Regions from separate parts of the Mus musculus genome. Here all the other regions are linked to region 1. The links are chromatin loops, found by intact Hi-C in ENCODE. Cell type or tissue: heart. All regions are shown on one strand. Region 1 overlaps Mthfd1l (methylenetetrahydrofolate dehydrogenase (NADP+ dependent) 1-like). Region 2 overlaps Mthfd1l (methylenetetrahydrofolate dehydrogenase (NADP+ dependent) 1-like). Region 3 holds the start of Gm40591 (a long non-coding RNA gene). Region 4 overlaps Mthfd1l (methylenetetrahydrofolate dehydrogenase (NADP+ dependent) 1-like).

Evidence for each region. Peaks named below come from ENCODE experiments on the same cell type or tissue, not always from the same donor. Only the 100,000 strongest peaks of a DNase experiment are listed, where the experiment ranks them.
Region 2: a loop joins it to region 1, with 2.4 times the contacts of the local background. A loop is called at or near these places in 4 of 42 quality-filtered maps.
Region 3: it touches region 1 in a loop (2.5-fold over the local background); 5 of 42 quality-filtered maps call a loop at or near these places.
Region 4: it touches region 1 in a loop (2.3-fold over the local background); 5 of 42 quality-filtered maps call a loop at or near these places.

What each region holds. Positions count from the first base shown.
Region 1 is chr10:3,994,980-3,998,979 of GRCm38, forward strand. All of the region lies in intron 7 of Mthfd1l (methylenetetrahydrofolate dehydrogenase (NADP+ dependent) 1-like), which reads left to right. It also overlaps the pseudogene Gm16074. Among named protein-coding and RNA genes, the nearest start is that of Mthfd1l, 24 kb to the left of the region's middle. In heart, CTCF peaks have their summits at 484 (motif pointing right) and 1,659 (motif pointing right); a DNase peak (open chromatin) is centred at 1,752.
Region 2 is chr10:4,145,130-4,149,129 of GRCm38, forward strand. Mthfd1l (methylenetetrahydrofolate dehydrogenase (NADP+ dependent) 1-like) reads left to right here. Exons shown (of 28, transcript NM_172308.4): 27 at 2,880-2,997. The coding sequence ends at 2,969. Among named protein-coding and RNA genes, the nearest start is that of Gm25369, 23 kb to the right of the region's middle. In heart, no CTCF peak of the experiment used is centred here; no DNase peak of the experiment used is centred here; H3K27ac peaks cover 935 bases.
Region 3 is chr10:4,087,026-4,091,025 of GRCm38, forward strand. Mthfd1l (methylenetetrahydrofolate dehydrogenase (NADP+ dependent) 1-like) reads left to right here. Exons shown (of 28, transcript NM_172308.4): 22 at 1,209-1,250; 23 at 2,270-2,370; 24 at 2,971-3,148. Gm40591 (a long non-coding RNA gene) reads right to left here and starts at 2,274. Exons shown (of 5, transcript XR_003948987.1): 1 at 2,076-2,274. In heart, a CTCF peak has its summit at 1,909; no DNase peak of the experiment used is centred here.
Region 4 is chr10:4,078,222-4,082,221 of GRCm38, forward strand. All of the region lies in intron 20 of Mthfd1l (methylenetetrahydrofolate dehydrogenase (NADP+ dependent) 1-like), which reads left to right. Gm40591 (a long non-coding RNA gene) reads right to left here. Exons shown (of 5, transcript XR_003948987.1): 4 at 3,141-3,534. Among named protein-coding and RNA genes, the nearest start is that of Gm40591, 9.1 kb to the right of the region's middle. In heart, no CTCF peak of the experiment used is centred here; DNase peaks (open chromatin) are centred at 1,140 and 1,840; H3K27ac peaks cover 2,976 bases.

The sequences.
Region 1 (4,000 bases):
ACTAAAAAAAAAAAAAGATCACTAAGAGAAACTTCCCAACTGCTATTCTTGATACTCATGAGTAACCGTTTTAGAGTATAAAACTGGAGCAAAAAGGTTGCCAACCATCAACCCTTAACCTGATGGTGATTGTCATCTTAGCCAAGCTCTTTACCAGGCTGAGTCCCACATCTAAACCTTTGGGGTAGCAGTTGACTGCCTTCAATGAGAAAGGGATGAAGAAGGAACTTGGCCAGGCACTGTGACCATGACTGTAACTCCAGTACTCAGGAGGCTGAGTCAGGGAGACTGGTTCAAAGTTAGCTTTGGCTGCATATATAAGCTTGGAGGTATTGTTTATTTATACATTTTAATTGAGACTTTAACATTACTAGAACATATATATTCAGAAAGGAAACGTGGCTTGTTTTTTTTGTTTGTTTGTTTTTGCTTGAGTGTATGTCTGTGCACTCCATGCACATGGTGCCTTCAGAGGCCAGAAGAGGGCGCTGTGTCCTATTGGACTGGAGTTACCGAGGGTTGTGAATCTCCATGTGGGTCCTGGGACTCTTGAACCCAGGACCTTTAGAAAAGCAGCCAGCAATCCTAATTACTGAACCATCCTTCCAACGCCAAGCATTTGGGTTCTGTTCTGTTTTGTTTTGTTTAAGAAGTATTTATGTATTTTATGTATATGAGTGTACTGTAGCATCTTCAAACACACCAGAAGAGGGCATAGGATCCCACTACAGATGGTTGTGAGCCACCATGTGGTTGCTGGGAATTGAATTCAGGACCTCTGGAAGTACAGTCAGTGTGTTTAACCACTGAGCCATCTCTCCAGCCCTGCATTTGTTTCTTTATCTTAAGAAATTGCTTTAAAATCAGGTATGGCCCCCTTGGCCTGTTTTCTTAATCTGGACATTCGATTTGTGTTATCCTCATGTAGTGAGTGACTCCATCAAATACAGTAGGGACAGCAGAGTCTTGATTGGAAGTTCTAGCTCTCTGTCAGTTACCGGGATCAGTGGCGCCTGCCGGTATTCAGTGGGAAATGCCACAGCAAGCTCTTGGAGTTATAGACGGCACCATCCTGAGTGGTACAGTGAACCCCTGAACCTCCCGTGCTTTCACTCTTGCATCCCACCCGAGGTGAATTATCTCTGTCTGGCATAGCTTCACACTGTGAGCCTACCCACCTGTTTGTCACTCAGAGGCTCTGTTGGGTCCGATCTAGTGTGGCAATGTGATAGCTAACCATTGCTTTAATTGATAAGAACCCCAAGACATGAGAGTGGTCAAGCTGGTAATTTGGATCTAGCAGAGAAGCCCAAAGAGAAACTCTAAATGGCTTCCTTTGTGTGAAAAAGTGCAGTTATACGTGTGCCTGTATACCGCGGTCTACATACCATGGTCTGATACCCATGGTCTAGATGTAATTAGTATAATCTGGCTTCCAGAACCGGTCAGGGGTCTTGGAATATACTCTTGTCCCAGAATAATGAGTGCTGCTACATGCAGAATGATAACTAAAAATACATATTACTTGTTCTAAGGGATAGGGAGTAAGGGGCAGGTTAGAGAGCCCTACACGGAGGGCAGGGGTCTTGCTGCTTTTAAGAATGCGCTCTTTGACACACGTGGAAGAAACCTGTGTATGTTTTCAGTAGTCGCCACACGGGGGCAGCCTACTCAAGCAAATTCAAGAACAACTGACTTGCCTCGCCCTGCCTCTCCCTCTCTCATAGACTCAAACCTTGTGCTTGCTTAGCTTGGCTATGACTGAGTTACAGCCCCTATTTTGCACGCTAAGACCTAGAGTTTCTGGTTTGGAAGCAGTCGTGGAAGAGGAAAATAAGCCTTGCCCAGTGTTGGACAGCTGCGGCAGGCAGAGAAGATGCCTTCGATGTTTTCACAGCTGGCCGGAGACTTTGGCTGGTTGTATCCGTATTTTTTGAAAAACAAAGACATTTTTTAAAAGTCCTTTTTTATTATGAAAGTAAATCACCTAGAGGCTTCTGTGGAGTGAAGCTCAACCCGACTCTGAGAGGATTCCAAAGCAGTGGTTTTTCTGGAGAATATGGAGACGGTGAACGTTCCGTTTTCTGCATATCTCAGAAGCTTCTGTTCAGTAATTGCTATGCATTTTCCTCCTTATTCCTTCACGTGACGGCAGAATCGTGGAGAATCAGAAACACTTGATTTTAGCCCAGAGGCCGCATGTGTGTTGATGTGTATGAGTGCGTGTGTGTGCGCGCGCGCGCGTGTGTACGCATGCGTGTGTGTGTGTGTGTGTGTGTGTGTGTGTGTGCCTGTGTGTGCGTGCGTGTGTGTGTGTGTGTGTGTGTGTGTGTGTGTGTGTGTGTGTATGGGTGGGTGTGTGTACAGACAAGAGTACAACCTTAGGTGTTATCCTCACAAGCCATCTGCCCTATGAGACAGTGTCCATCACTGACCTGGAATTCACCAGATAATCTGTTCTGGCTGATCATTGAGCTCCTGGGGAGTCTGTCCGTCTCCACCTCCTCCATGTGGGATACAAGCACGCATGCACCACCTTACCAGGCTCAAGTACTCAAACTTATGAGCCTATGGGAGCCCTTCTCATTCACATCACCACAGAGGCCTTCAATAGAGCTAAGCAGAAGCCAGCACCAAGCTCTTGAACCTGAAAAACTAGAAACCAACTCAACCAATCTCCAGTCTCGGGTGTTTCGTTACAGTAACAGTAAATGAACTGGAGAATGAAACTGAAAGGTAATGCCCTGCATCCGCTCCACGCTTTCAGGTGCATTGAGCATTGCACAGATATCAGAGCAAGGGGGGGGGGGTCAGCTGAAGGCTGTCCACGCTGCTTGTGTGCTAATGAGTGTAGACCCAGGTCTTGGCCATATGCATTTTAGTCAGGCCAAGGGGCTCCCTTCACCCCAGCCCCGCCTTTTCTCACTTTTCTCCACACAAGTGTATCTTCCCAGGTCCCTTGGCAGCAGAGGGACAGATCAGACAGACAAGGCATGTGTGTTTACATGTGTGTTGCATGTGTGTAATCCTATTGTTGGGAATTTGACTGGTCCCCTCTTCCCCACTGAGGGTCTCACCTTGGTCCCCAACGCCATCCAGAGCAAGAGATGCTTCTGCCTGGGTGCTTATGTGCAAGCGGACCCCGGTGCTTGGAAGAGAGAAATTGTTGGGCACTGCAGACTCTGCTCCCTTGAGAGTCACACTGAAGTCGGGGACAGAGAACAGCTGGAAGTTGCAATTGGAGTCACCTCCAGCTGGGTTGAGTCCACTGGATCCCAGCTGCATACGGAAGAAATGGTGTAGACGTCAGAGATGGGTTTGAATTTCATTTTTCTCTGGGAGTCTCATTTCTCTTCATTTCACAGAGACACTTAAAAACAACAACAGTATTTATAGAAAAAAGAAAACATGAGTCTTTCACATTTGAAGACTCAAACTCTTATGTCTGAGATTTTGAACCCAAACTACATTATTACATAGCTTAAATTTAGCGCACAGTATGCCTAATAAAGGGGCTTTAAAGTGAGCAGAAATTTCTAAATGTATTGTGGAGTGGGTGGATGTGTGTGTGTGTGTGTGTGTGTGTGTGTGTGTGTGTAAGGATAGGGATAGATAGAGCTGGGAACTCCCAGCCTCAAGTGGACTGGGTCACTGAATTTTACTAACTGATCTTTTCACATGTAGGGCAACACTGTAAACAAATATAATCAGTATGCTGCTTGCTTTTAGTTGAGTGGCTGCTCTCACTTTACTTGAGTGGCTGGTGACAGCCATGCACTGTCCTTTGCCTAGATTGTCTTCAGTGATTTCGAGGTTCATACCCTTTTGGACAGGACTAGCATGCCCACCATAAAGAAACTGAGACTCAAGAGAGACTTCTCCAGATCGTAACAGTTAAGAACAGACACTTGGGGCTGGCAGGATGGCTCAGCAGGTTAAAAGCCTGAGGACCCAGGTTCGGTTCCCCCCACCCCACACTCTTCTGGCCCACACAGATACC
Region 2 (4,000 bases), 150 kb after region 1:
GCAGAAGCAGGCAGATTTCTGAGTTCGAGGCCAGCCTTGTCTACAAAGTGAGTTTCAGGACAGCCAGGGCTACACAGAGAAACCCCGTCTCAAAAAAAAAAAAAAAAAAAAAAAATCAGGGTCTTGAAGACAAAAAGCTTTTTTTTTTTCCTTCAACCTTTGCACAAGAATCTATTAATGTGGCATGACACGCCCAGAGATTTAATGGCTCCTCGTTTATTTTAAGCGGGACAGCACACAATTAGCACAGAGCCCCACTGACCCCGGGCCTGTAGCCAGAGGTCAATTCCCAGGCGCTCTTTCTTCTGTAGGGCTGTAAGGAATCTAGTCTAGGAGCTGCGCCCTGATGGCCGTTTGTTACTGGTGGAGAAGTTGGTATGAGTGTCACAGTTTTGCTTACCATAACTCCACATCACTCTTCCTCAGCAGGGGAGCTCTTGCTCTACAGAGCCACCTGTGGGTTCTGGTCTGTTGTCCCTTATCCCAAATAAGTAGTCTCAGAAGCGATTGCTGCATCGTTGGGAAGGAATGTGGTAATTTTGCCATTCCACACATGTCTCTCCTACTTAAATAAGCTGAAAGTGGAAGAAAGACATCTCTCACTTCCTGACGCTTAATATCTTGGCTAGTTTTATGTCCCAATACTGTGACCGAATTACAAGACACATGTCCACTCTCCTTTCAATAGAGTAACGCAGTAGTAACCAGAGAAACTTTGATTCCGTGCTAGGAGCCTGCCTTTTAAGAAAGCAACCTTTAAAATACAGCAGAGCCCCAGCCACTAAGTCAGGTGCCACAGTTTACATTTAGTTCATTGTTTGAGATCCAGGGTGTCATTGCCCACTCGTGTGTGACAAAGGGCGCCTTATTCCCGTCTGTGCTCAGAGGCCTTTGTAGCCGTGATACTCCTACACTGCAGTCCTATCTACATAGCACCACGTGCTGGGCCTTCTCTTTGCCCTGCTTCAGCCTCCACACTCCAGGGCCAATAGGGCAGAGTGGTCAGTGAGAACTGCAGGGGGGCCCATGGGTGCCCCACCTGGCCAGCATATAAAGGAGATTGGCACTAAGGTATTAGGCTCTTCTGAGATGAAGGAGTCACAAGGAAGGACTGTAGGCACCATGTGAAACATGGTTTCTAAGCCATGCTGTGTATCTGTGTCGCTGGGGGCTTGCTGTGGTCCCAGGCTCCCATCCAGCAGACCTATGGCTCTGAGTTCCCACCAGGCTCCTGGGCTACTGCTGCTGCTGCTGCTCCACAGCCCTGGCTAAGTGAGGAGAGTCCGTAAGCAGAGACAGGAGTGAGAGAGGGCAGCACGGGGTAGGAACCACATTCCACCTTAGTAGTTCTCTGCAGAGAATGGTGGGACGGGAAGAAGCAGAGCCACTCTGCAGGCCATCTTAGGAAGAGTGTCTGGGGACCAGCAAGGTTTCTGCATGACACAGAAGTCAATCTGGCCTCTGAAGAGCCAGAAACCAGCTATCACCTCTGCCTGACGGACAGACAGATGGGACCGGAAGATGGGTGCCTGTTAAAGCAAGCGCAGGAGACCCCGAATCCTGAGACACACAGCACAGATCCTGCGAGCAGTGTGTTAATATGGTAACCTGCGTGCTTTCTTGATACACTTGGGTCTTCTGCCACAGGGGACAAAATGGCAGCACTGAAGGTCTTGGTTTAGCAAAACAGTAAAGAACCGGATTCTGCCCTCCGCTAGCCATGGCCAAGAGTACTTCCCTTGATAACTTAATGTCCTCTCACCTTGCTGGACATAGACCTGTGATCTGAGGACTTGGGAGATAGTCACAGAATGATCAGGAGTTCAAGGTCGTCCTGGGCCACATGAAACTATTTGGGGGGGGGGGGACAGTTCCTGGCAACCCACATACAACAAAAACAACAAAATTTAAAAATCTATAAAGTCAGATGTAAGAAAGTGTCTACGTCAGAGGGCCCTGGAAGGACTGAAGCTGGCTGTCATCCATGTAAAATACACAGAGCACCATGAACATGTCGAGCAAAGTCCAAAGGCTGTGTGGTACTTAGTACCTTAGCCACCTTGACAGTATAACTTACCATCCCTAGATCTCACCACCTCCCCCATGTGCCATGGAAATCATATAAATGCCTCTTCAAGGTTGTTAAGGAAGGAAAATGGGGGCTCAGTGGTTAAGAGCACTGACTGCTCTTCCGAATGTCCTGAATTCAAATCCCAGCAACCACATGGTGGCTCACAACCACCCGTAATGAAATCTGACGCCCTCTTCTGGGGTATCTGAAGACAGCTACTGTGTACTTACATATAATTATAAATAAATCTTTTGAGGGAGAGAGATAGAGAGAAGGAGAGAGAGAGAGAGAGGAGAAAATGCCCAGTGGTGCAAAGCATCACTCAACACAGGAGTTCCTGATGGAAGGTAAAGCCAGCTGCCTGCTAGCTAAAGGGCAAGTTTGCACTGTGCCCAGCCTCTAGTACAGTTTGCAGGCTTTTGCTTTGACAAAAATATGTGCATGGTCTTGGTGAGGAGGCAACTCTGGCCCCAGCCACAGGGGCTGGTTTTGGGCTCTGTAATGCAAATTGGAATAGGAAGAGAAGCTTTGAAAATCACTGGTGGCTGCTGTGTGCCCGTGGGACCACAGGGAATATGAAGAAGCTACATTTGGGGGTGAGGGGTGGGGTGACATGCTTTCTGTCTGTATGTGATTTCTTTGCAGAGTGTGAAGGCAGGGGGCAAACTGACAGGACCGCCTGTGTCCATAACGGAATGTTATATGTGGCTGTCATGAATTGCGTGGTTGGTTTATGGCTAGTGGACCATGCCGTGATTAATCACCTCGTGAACTTTGCTCACGTGCAATGTTTTGTTTTCTCTTTCAGATGAGCACAATGCCAGGACTGCCCACCCGACCCTGCTTTTATGATATAGACCTTGACACAGAAACGGAGCAAGTTAAAGGCTTGTTCTAATGGAATGAAACCCACAGGACTGGGCAAGGTGAGCTACCATGATTTGGGTCTTGTTGTCAACTTAAATGATGTCTTATGTCATTTTTTTCTTGGGTTTGTTATAAATGCAATCAAACAAGTAAATTGTTCCTAGGTCACTACACAGTCATACCTAATAGCTGCCTGTGACTTGGGGCCCCTCCCAAGCGCAGGCATGCCCTCTGTGTATCTGGAGTGAATCCTATAGAAGTTGGATCATGAATGTGAACTTGAGCAGAGCGCCTCTAATTGTAGCAAAAGCTGGTATCTGCCTTCATTTAAGACTGACTTCCACCGGGCAGTGGTGGCGCACACCTTTAGTCCCTGCACTTGGGAGGCAGAGGCAGGTGGATTTCTGAGTTCGAGGCCAGCCTGGTCTACAGAGTGAGTTCCAGGATAGCCAGGGCTACACAGAGAAACCCTGTCTCAAAAAAAAAAAAAAACAAAAAAAAAAAAACAAAGACTGACTTCCTACTTTATTACCCCACATCTGGGTACAGAGTTACAGTTGTGTTAGGGAAATCTTGGGTTCATTTCCCAGGGCTGCCATAACAAAGTACCATGAACTGGGTGGGTTAGAACAGAGCTGTGTCTTGTTGTCCTGGAGGCTGGAAGTTCAGGGTCAAGGTATCAGTTGAGCAAGCATCCTATGCCCTCTGAGGATGTCACCGCATAGTCACCACTATATAGGTGTGTCCCTACCATCTCTGCCTCTTTGGTCACTGACTTTCTCCTGTGCCCCTGGCTTCCTGAGGCTTTCTCTTGTTCTTTTTAGTTTGTATGTGTATGTGGTGCAGCTGCTGGTTGTTTTCAGAGAGATTTGGGTTTTTGAGATGAGATCTCACTAAATCGCTCAGGCTGGTCTTGAACTCCTGATCCTCCTGCCTCACCCTCCCAAGTGCTAGGCTTACAAGTACCCACCACCACACCTAGCACTTTGTCCTCTTCTAAGGACCCCAGACACATCAGATTCAAGCTCTCTAAGACTTTGGGGGTGAGGGGGAGAGACAGGT
Region 3 (4,000 bases), 92 kb after region 1:
TATCAAATTTTTTTTTTGACCCAGGGTGGAATGACTGCATTTTCCCAAATATGTGCAAACCTCTTTCTGGGATCTCCCTTCAGTTGAGCTGGCCTAGTTAGGTCTCTTTGTGCCAACGTACTGCGGAGATCCCAAGCCAGGCTGTTCCTTCACATTTGACCTACAAGTGACCCTTTTCAAGGATATCTGCATTTTACCAATGGACTTATTTTACTTTTTGAGGTTTGCAGTATCCAGCCTACATAAGACTAGCTCTATTTCAGTGAACTACAGGCTCAAAACCCTGTGTGTATTTGAGAATTAGCTTATAGGTTCTGCAGTCTCTTTGGGATCTCTATTCAAAGGACGTTAGACACCTCTTCATAGTTCTGTTTGAATATATTCCAATGGAAGTTATTGCTTATTACATAAAGATCTTCTATATCTTCGTACAGATCTGTTCCCGTATATGCTTTCTATCTTTAAATAACAGATTATTTCTGTTTTTATATGTTATTTTGTCACTATCCTGTCTGAATTCACTTAATTGTATTGATTTAGCCTACCACATCTTTGGGGGATTCTGGGCTGCCATTCATTGCTCAAAATGAGTTCCTTTTTTTCCCTTCCAGTCTGTATGGTTTCTTCCCTTGTCCCTGGCAAGGGCTTCCCTGGTAATTGCAATGCCGTGTTGGATGTAGGCGTCTTCTTAGTCCTCATCTTCAAGGGGGTTGTTTAAACAGCTCATTGCTGAGTGCGTGCAAGGCTTGGGATACATTTGTAATGAGGCCTAAGGGATTACCTTCTATTTTTAATTGGCCAAATTAGCATAGAAACTGATGCAGGCTTTTCTTCCATCTTTTAAGATGACAATTTGAGTGTTCTCTTTGAGATTGTAAGGCTTGCTTAAATTTGTGCCTTGCCAGAACAAGCCTGGTTTAGGCAGCTATATCTGCTTTACAAATAACTGGATTTTACTAGTCAGTTTTCTAATGTTTTGAGTCGGGTCTCCCCTCCCGCATTTATATGAGTAAGATGTTAGATATACAAAAATTAAAATTTTGAACTTTTTTTTCTTAACTAGGGAAGGTTTGTGTAAAAATTACAGTACTTGATTTATTCAAAGTTGAGTAGACTTCTCCTTTTAAAGCAGACCTATTGCTATAGGGAAGAACTTTTTTTTTTCCTAATTCGTAGGATGGATCTTAATTTCTGTCTCTTTATTTCAGGTAACTGCTGGGGTTCCTCTCAAGAAAGAATATACAGAGGAGGTAAGAAGAACTAATGGTCCAGTGCAGCCAGTGAGTAGCTTCCAGTTGACTGTCCGTGAGTGTACAACTTAGAAATGTACTTCTCTGGACGGAGGAGATGGCTCAGTGGGTAACCACCTCGCAAGCGTGAGAACCTGAGTTCCATCCCTAGCACCCGAGTAAAAAACAAAACATAGTGACAAACACTTGCTTTCTCAACGCTAGGGAGGCAGAGACAAGTAGGTCTCCGGGGCTCGATGGCCAGCCAGCCTTCTTCATGAGCTGTAGGCCAGGGAGAGACTCTGCCTCCAAAAGAAAGGTACCTGAAGAATAGCCAAGGTTCGCCCCACATGCGTGCGTGCATGCACACACACTAGAATTTCATTTTTAAAAAGTCCCATGAAAATGGATGGGATAAAAGGATGAAACCCTTTCATTTAACTCTTGAAGCTGAAGAAAAGGTAAATATAGACTTATTTGCTGTCCTCTACTCACAAGACAGCTATCCGAGCCCAGAGATGAGGGAAGCTTTTACCTATGTCTCCTTTTGTTGTAGCAAAAGTTGTCTCTTGGGAGATGCACACGTGTTTTTATGACTTATAGGAATGCAATCAGTATCTGTCCTGCAGACAAACTGGTTAGATGGTGACAGTACCACTTAGCTCCTACAGGTGGTGCCATGGGTTTAAACCAGAAGAGGCAGGACCCCTTCAGCATCCCGGGGTCTTTTGCTCCCTAGCTGCAGAGAGTGGGCTTGCCTACATTCTGTTAGTCTTACATAGCAGTAGTTGCCTGGCCCCAGTCTCAGATACATGTGCTTGGACCCAGAATAGTTTTAGAACCTACCTTGACCATGAATCACCTCTATCTGTAATCATCTTTCTTGGAAACACAAGGTGACTTGGGTCTCCTTTTAAACCTGTCTCCGGCAAAGAAAAGATAGAAACAAAAGTTGTCAGTGTGGTGAGGCTGGGTCTAGCTTGGGGTGGGGGGGGGTTAGGTAAGACATAATGACACAGCTGCTGGTGGTTTCCTTCCAGAACATTCAGCTGGTAGCTGATGGCTGCTGCAACCTACAGAAGCAAATTCAGATCGCTCAGCTCTTCGGGGTGCCGGTGGTGGTGGCACTGAATGTCTTCAAGTGAGTCCAGCTTTCTGTGAAAGACACAGAATTCAGTTTGTTTGATTTGGTTTCATTTTCCCCAATGTGTTCTCTAGTGTTACTGTGGAAATTAAACACACAGAGTCAATGAGCACCTGTCTGGTTTTGGGGGAGGGGGTATTTTGGTTTTTCCTGTTCTACCCAGTGATTCTGTCTGATAGACTGAATGAATGATCAAAAGGAGGTGTTATGTAACTTCTTGATTAAAAACCCATAATAAGGTTGGGTGTGGTGGTGCACATACCTTTAATCCCAAACGCTCCAGAGGCAGAGGCAGACAGCTCTCTGTAAATTTGAGGCCAGCCTGGTACTACAGAGCAAATCCAGAAGAGCCAAGGTTTACACAGAGAAACCCTGTCTCAAAAACAAATCAAAGAAAACAACACTTGAGTCATGTTAAAGGGGATTCTTTCTACATGCTTTTTCATCGTGTCTGATTTATTTAAACACGTGACCACTTTTGATGTTCTCAATATATTCAGTGTTAGGGAGTGAAGTTCTATATAAACCGTTAGTCTTTCTCTCAAAACATCACTAAGTGAATACAGATGCAGAATCCACAAACGTTCTCATCACCAGGACGGACACCCGTGCAGAGATTGACTTGGTGTGTGAGCTCGCTAAACGGGCCGGTGCCTTTGATGCGGTCCCCTGCTATCACTGGTCGGCTGGAGGGAAAGGATCTGTGGACTTGGCCCGGGCTGTGAGAGAAGCTGCGAATAAAAGAAGCCGCTTCCAGTTCCTGTATGATGTTCAGGTAAGTCGCATCTACCAGTGGAGTGGCAGCTCTCGTATCTTGTAGAAGGCCAGCGCTTAAAGCACTGTTTATATGACCCATCTTATGTGGTCTTCTTGGAGATTCAACAGTGAAGGAAGCTCATGACTAAAGGCGTTAGCCATCTGATGTGCCCTTCTGCTTTCAAACATTGGGCCCAAGGGAGGGGATGGCTCTGGGTGGGAAGCTATGCTCACAGGGATTGACCTTCCAACAACAAGGCTTTTGAACAGTATCAAAGCTACTCAATTACAAGGCATGCTTCTTGTATCTCCTATGGTTCTTTTGTGTGGTGTGTGTGTGTGTGTGTGTGTGTGTGTGTGTGTGTGTGTGTGTGATATGTGTGGCCACACACAAGTCACAGCATGCATGCAAAAATCAGAGGTCAGTTTGTGCAAGTCAGTTCTGGCCTCCCACCACGTAGGTTCCAGGGATGGAACCACGAGCAGGCGAGACTCAGCAGCAGGCACCTTTGTCCACAAAGTCATCTCATCAACCCTCACAGTGGTTTTCTTGCCCAATATCTTACATAGCTTTTCCTTGTAGTAAAATATGTTACCATTTACAAATCGTGATATTGAGTACATTCACATCATTATGCAACCGGTTTCTAGGGCTATTCTCATCTTAGAACACTGAAGCTTGGTATCCATTTAACAGTCCCCCACCCCCACCCCCCCTTCCAACAGATCCTTCAGTGAACCACCATCCTACTTTATGTCTCAGAATTTGACTTTTTAGATACCGCTTATGAATGTGATCTTGCCAAAATAGTCGTTTCTTTTTTATCTGTGGCTTGTTTCACACAGTCCATGGATGATGTCATAGCACATG
Region 4 (4,000 bases), 83 kb after region 1:
TTTAGGCCTGCCAGGGTTACATAGTATGACCCTGTCTAGGGGGAAGGGGGAGAATTGAAGTATAGAAATCATTTCGAGAAGAAAAGGCCACATCAATATTCCCTCACGGATGGAATAGTGGCTGGTGACAGCCCCACCCAAAAGGACCATAAGCGGTTAATGGTTGCTTCAGAGGAGGTAGTCTTATTCCTAGGTGGTATAGCACTGCTAAGTCACCATTGCTTGTGCAAGCAATCATAATGAAATGAAGTGGGCCCCAAGACAAATAATAAAAATGGTAACAAGACAGGAGGGAGGGAGGCTTGCTGGGAAGGGGTTTGGTGGGAAGGGAAAAGGGGGAGGTAGATAGATAATAGGGAGGAGCAGAATGTGGACTTTGAAAACAGAAGGCAGGCAGAGCCATGCTGCTTGCTCATGGGGCACTTTAGAGCAGATAAGTGCAATTATGGGCTTGCTTTCATCACTAAATGAGGACGTCTCCTACAGGCGATTGCACAGGCACGCCACAGAGGTGTAGAGGCTCAGGACTTGTCAAGTGAGGAAAAAAAGTGAAAGTTTTTCCAAAATTCCGAGACGTACACAATTATTGAGAAGCGTTGTGTCATGGGTCACAAAACATGCAGGAAAGTCAGAGCCACTCCTGTCCAGGCAACAGAGGAGCCCGGATCTACAACTGGGTTCCTCGTCCGATCTCCAGAAGGTGCCTGAGGCTTAGGAGCCAGAAAAAGACTAAGAATGTCATCCTAAAATTCCTCACAGTTCCAGGCTTTTTATGAACCTGTATCTGACAGGACTTCTCTAGAAAAAGGTAATATTAATAAAGATGGTGTGTACTTTGAAATCTGAGAGTTGTCACCCTGTTTCTTCATTGTATATAATGAGCCAGAGATAACATAGGGAAACTTGGCAAATACAAACTCCCTCCTTCAGGGGTGGTGTAGAGAGCACATGGCATGCCTCTGTCGCATTTTTGTGGCCGTCCTGGTCATTCCTTCTCTATGATCTTTACACCAGGACTCTTAAGTGCTCTTGGGGATTGTCATGGCCAAGACAGCTGCCTGCACTTCAACCTCCTTCTGCACCCAGAGTTCCAAGTCCCTCCTAGCCGGGACCCAATGCCCCCGGCCCCTTTTCTGAGCTGCTTGTAGGTTTCTGACATTTGAATCAAGCCATCCTGCAGGATCATGCCTGTGCTTACTCAGTGAGCCCATCCGTCAGCATTTCCTGTTTCCATTCATGCTGTAAGTGAAAGAGCTGTAACAAAGAGATTGCCAAGACAAATCATGGCTGAGGCTTACACAAATAATTTTTATCACAAGCCTCTTTTAAATAGGCAGCCTTCCGAAACCTGCATTCCACGCTTTTCAGGAAAGCCAAGTCATGCTAAGCAAACTCGATTCATGATTTAAGGCTATGTCTATTAAATTCAATATGAGATTGATCTTTGGCTTGGCTCTTGAACCTTCTACTAGGGATAGCAAGTAAGATAAGGGAATAAATTGCTTCTTTTAGGTCACCGTGGAGGTTTTAACTTGTTGGTCATTCTCAGGAAGTCGTGAGGAAGTGAAACCTACAGGAAGAGCAACTTGTCCTTTCTCACAAGGGTGGGCTTCTTATCAAGGCCCATGGGGTGGGGCTAACCCTGCAGTCGTCAATCTCCAAGTTAGTCACTGTTGGTGCCTTAGCAAAGCGCTTCTTGCTTTACTTTAGTAAAGGCTGATCACCCATCAGCTCACCTTCTCCCTTGGCAGCCTGCAGCCTGGAGACAAATGACCTTAGAATGGTCACGTGCTCAGAAAACAGAGCGGCTTTCAAAGCCTGGGAATCTGGCTCTTCCGTTTCCTGCACAGCGTTTTGGCAGCTAGCCTTCCCAGCCGCCGCCCACTTCCTTCCCCTAGCTGAAGCTCTCTTTTCTCCACTCTTGTTTATTTCCAGTTTGTGTCTTAAAGAACGGAATTGATCTTAATTTCTCTATTTAGACACTCGAGGCGATGATCTCATTCATTGTCAGATGCGAGTGGCGTTTACACCATTGCATCTAGGATTAAAATTGTCAAAACAGTTTTGTAAGGAAGAAAGAGGGTAGGTAAGACAGACATGGTTTTCTTCCTATTTTTAATGTCTGTCCTGTTGAGTTGTGACCTTTGCATCGGCTGTTGAATCGCACGCTATTCGTTTATGCACTTTTATGTCAGGGACTGTGTTAGGTGTTAGAGACAGACAAGTAAGGCTGTCCTCTCCTCTAAGGAAGAGCTAGCAGACTGGGCTCATGTGGATGCAAAACTTGGGAATGGGGGCGGGGAAAAACAACAGCAGAGGTGGAAGATGCCCACGAGGACAAGAAGGGAAATTCCCCTGCCTGAGATTCAGGCAACCTCCTAGGATGTAAGCCCTTGGACTGGGGTTTAGATGCTGTGTCTAAGAAGCAGGGAAGGAAAGAAAGGAATTTTCTGGGTGGGAAAGAACAGCAGAGATGATAGTAATATAGTAGGGTTGTTTTAGGAAACTTGGTAGCTAGATGCTACTACAGAATGAGGGGTGTGTGTGTGTGTGTGTGTGTGTGTGTGTGTGTGTGTGTTCCTGCATATGTGCATCTTTGTATACATTTGGGATGTGAATGTGTGCAGAGGTCAGAGGACAACCACAGGTGTCAGTCCTCAAAGTGTCACCCACCTCACCCTTCCCCTTTTTGAAGACACTGTCATATAGGTCTGAAACTGAACAATGAAGGCTACACTGGCTGCCTATCCAGCCCCAGAGATCGACCTGCCTCTGCCTTCCCAGTCTGGGATTATAAACATAAGCTACCATGCCTGGCTTTTTAGAACATGGGCTCTGGGAATCGAACTCACATTCCTATGTTTATGCAAACATTGTACCAAACTGAGTACCTTCCCTGCCCCTGAAGTGTGGGGGGAGACAGAGCAGGGATGGTTTACATGAGCAAAGCTTTAAGGCTTCATGGTAAAGATGATCAGAACTTTTTCTCCTTAAGATGACAGCAAACTTATGAATGGAGGAGAGTGAGGGGACCATGCTGAGAGTTAAGACAGCAGCTGATACTAAGCAGAGGAGTGGTTATAAAAGAAATCCTGTTTCTCTGAGTAGGTATCTGAGGACTTGGTATTTGTGTTACTTACTTTTCCTGCTGCTGTGATAAACTACTGAGAAAAGCAACATCAAAACAAATAGTTCTTCTGGCTCCCAGTTTGAGGCTGTAGTCCACACGGTATGGTGGGCAAGGCTGGTAGCAGGAGTGGGTGGCATTGCATCCACAGTCAAGAAGCGGGGAAAGAGAAATCTTCTTCTTAGCCCAATCTCTCTTTCTCTCTGTAGTCCTCACATCTGCAGCATCCTAGAATCGCCTTTGCATCTTAAGCTTTATCTTCACAGCCTCCTCACAGTAGCCTCTCAGGACCTCCTTGCAGGGGAGTAGAAATCACTTCTAACTTTGCCCACAATAGATGGAGTCATGAGAATGGTCCCATCTGCCGTGAAAAGGAGGGGTATTCTTCCAATTGTTCTGCTATAAATCTTTGCAAAGAAAAATTCGTTAAAAAAAAAAAATTCAGGGAGAGCGAAGCTATGAAACCTATCCTTTTCTATAGTAAGTTAAAACATTAATTTCAAACCATAAAATTGACTTGTCAAATGCGTATCAGTGGTCATAAAAGATGTTTTATGTCTATTGCCCGTATCCTTACCCCTGGAAATTTATTCTGAGAATATACTTTGAAAGAGATTAAAGCTCATATGTAGCACAAATTCAGTGTGTCTTTCTACATGCTGGTGACGGCCCAATTGTTCAGTAACAGGGGGACTGTTTTACAGATTTTGTCACCCTAATTAAATTATATACTCTGTTTTTGTAATCACAAATTCTAAAAGGTTGTAGTACAGAAATAAAATTATACTTTTAAGATAAAGGAGACTATAGAATTATGTGTATTCTATAAAAATAGGTGTATGGAATGCTAAAAGAAAAAGCAAGAATTAAGTG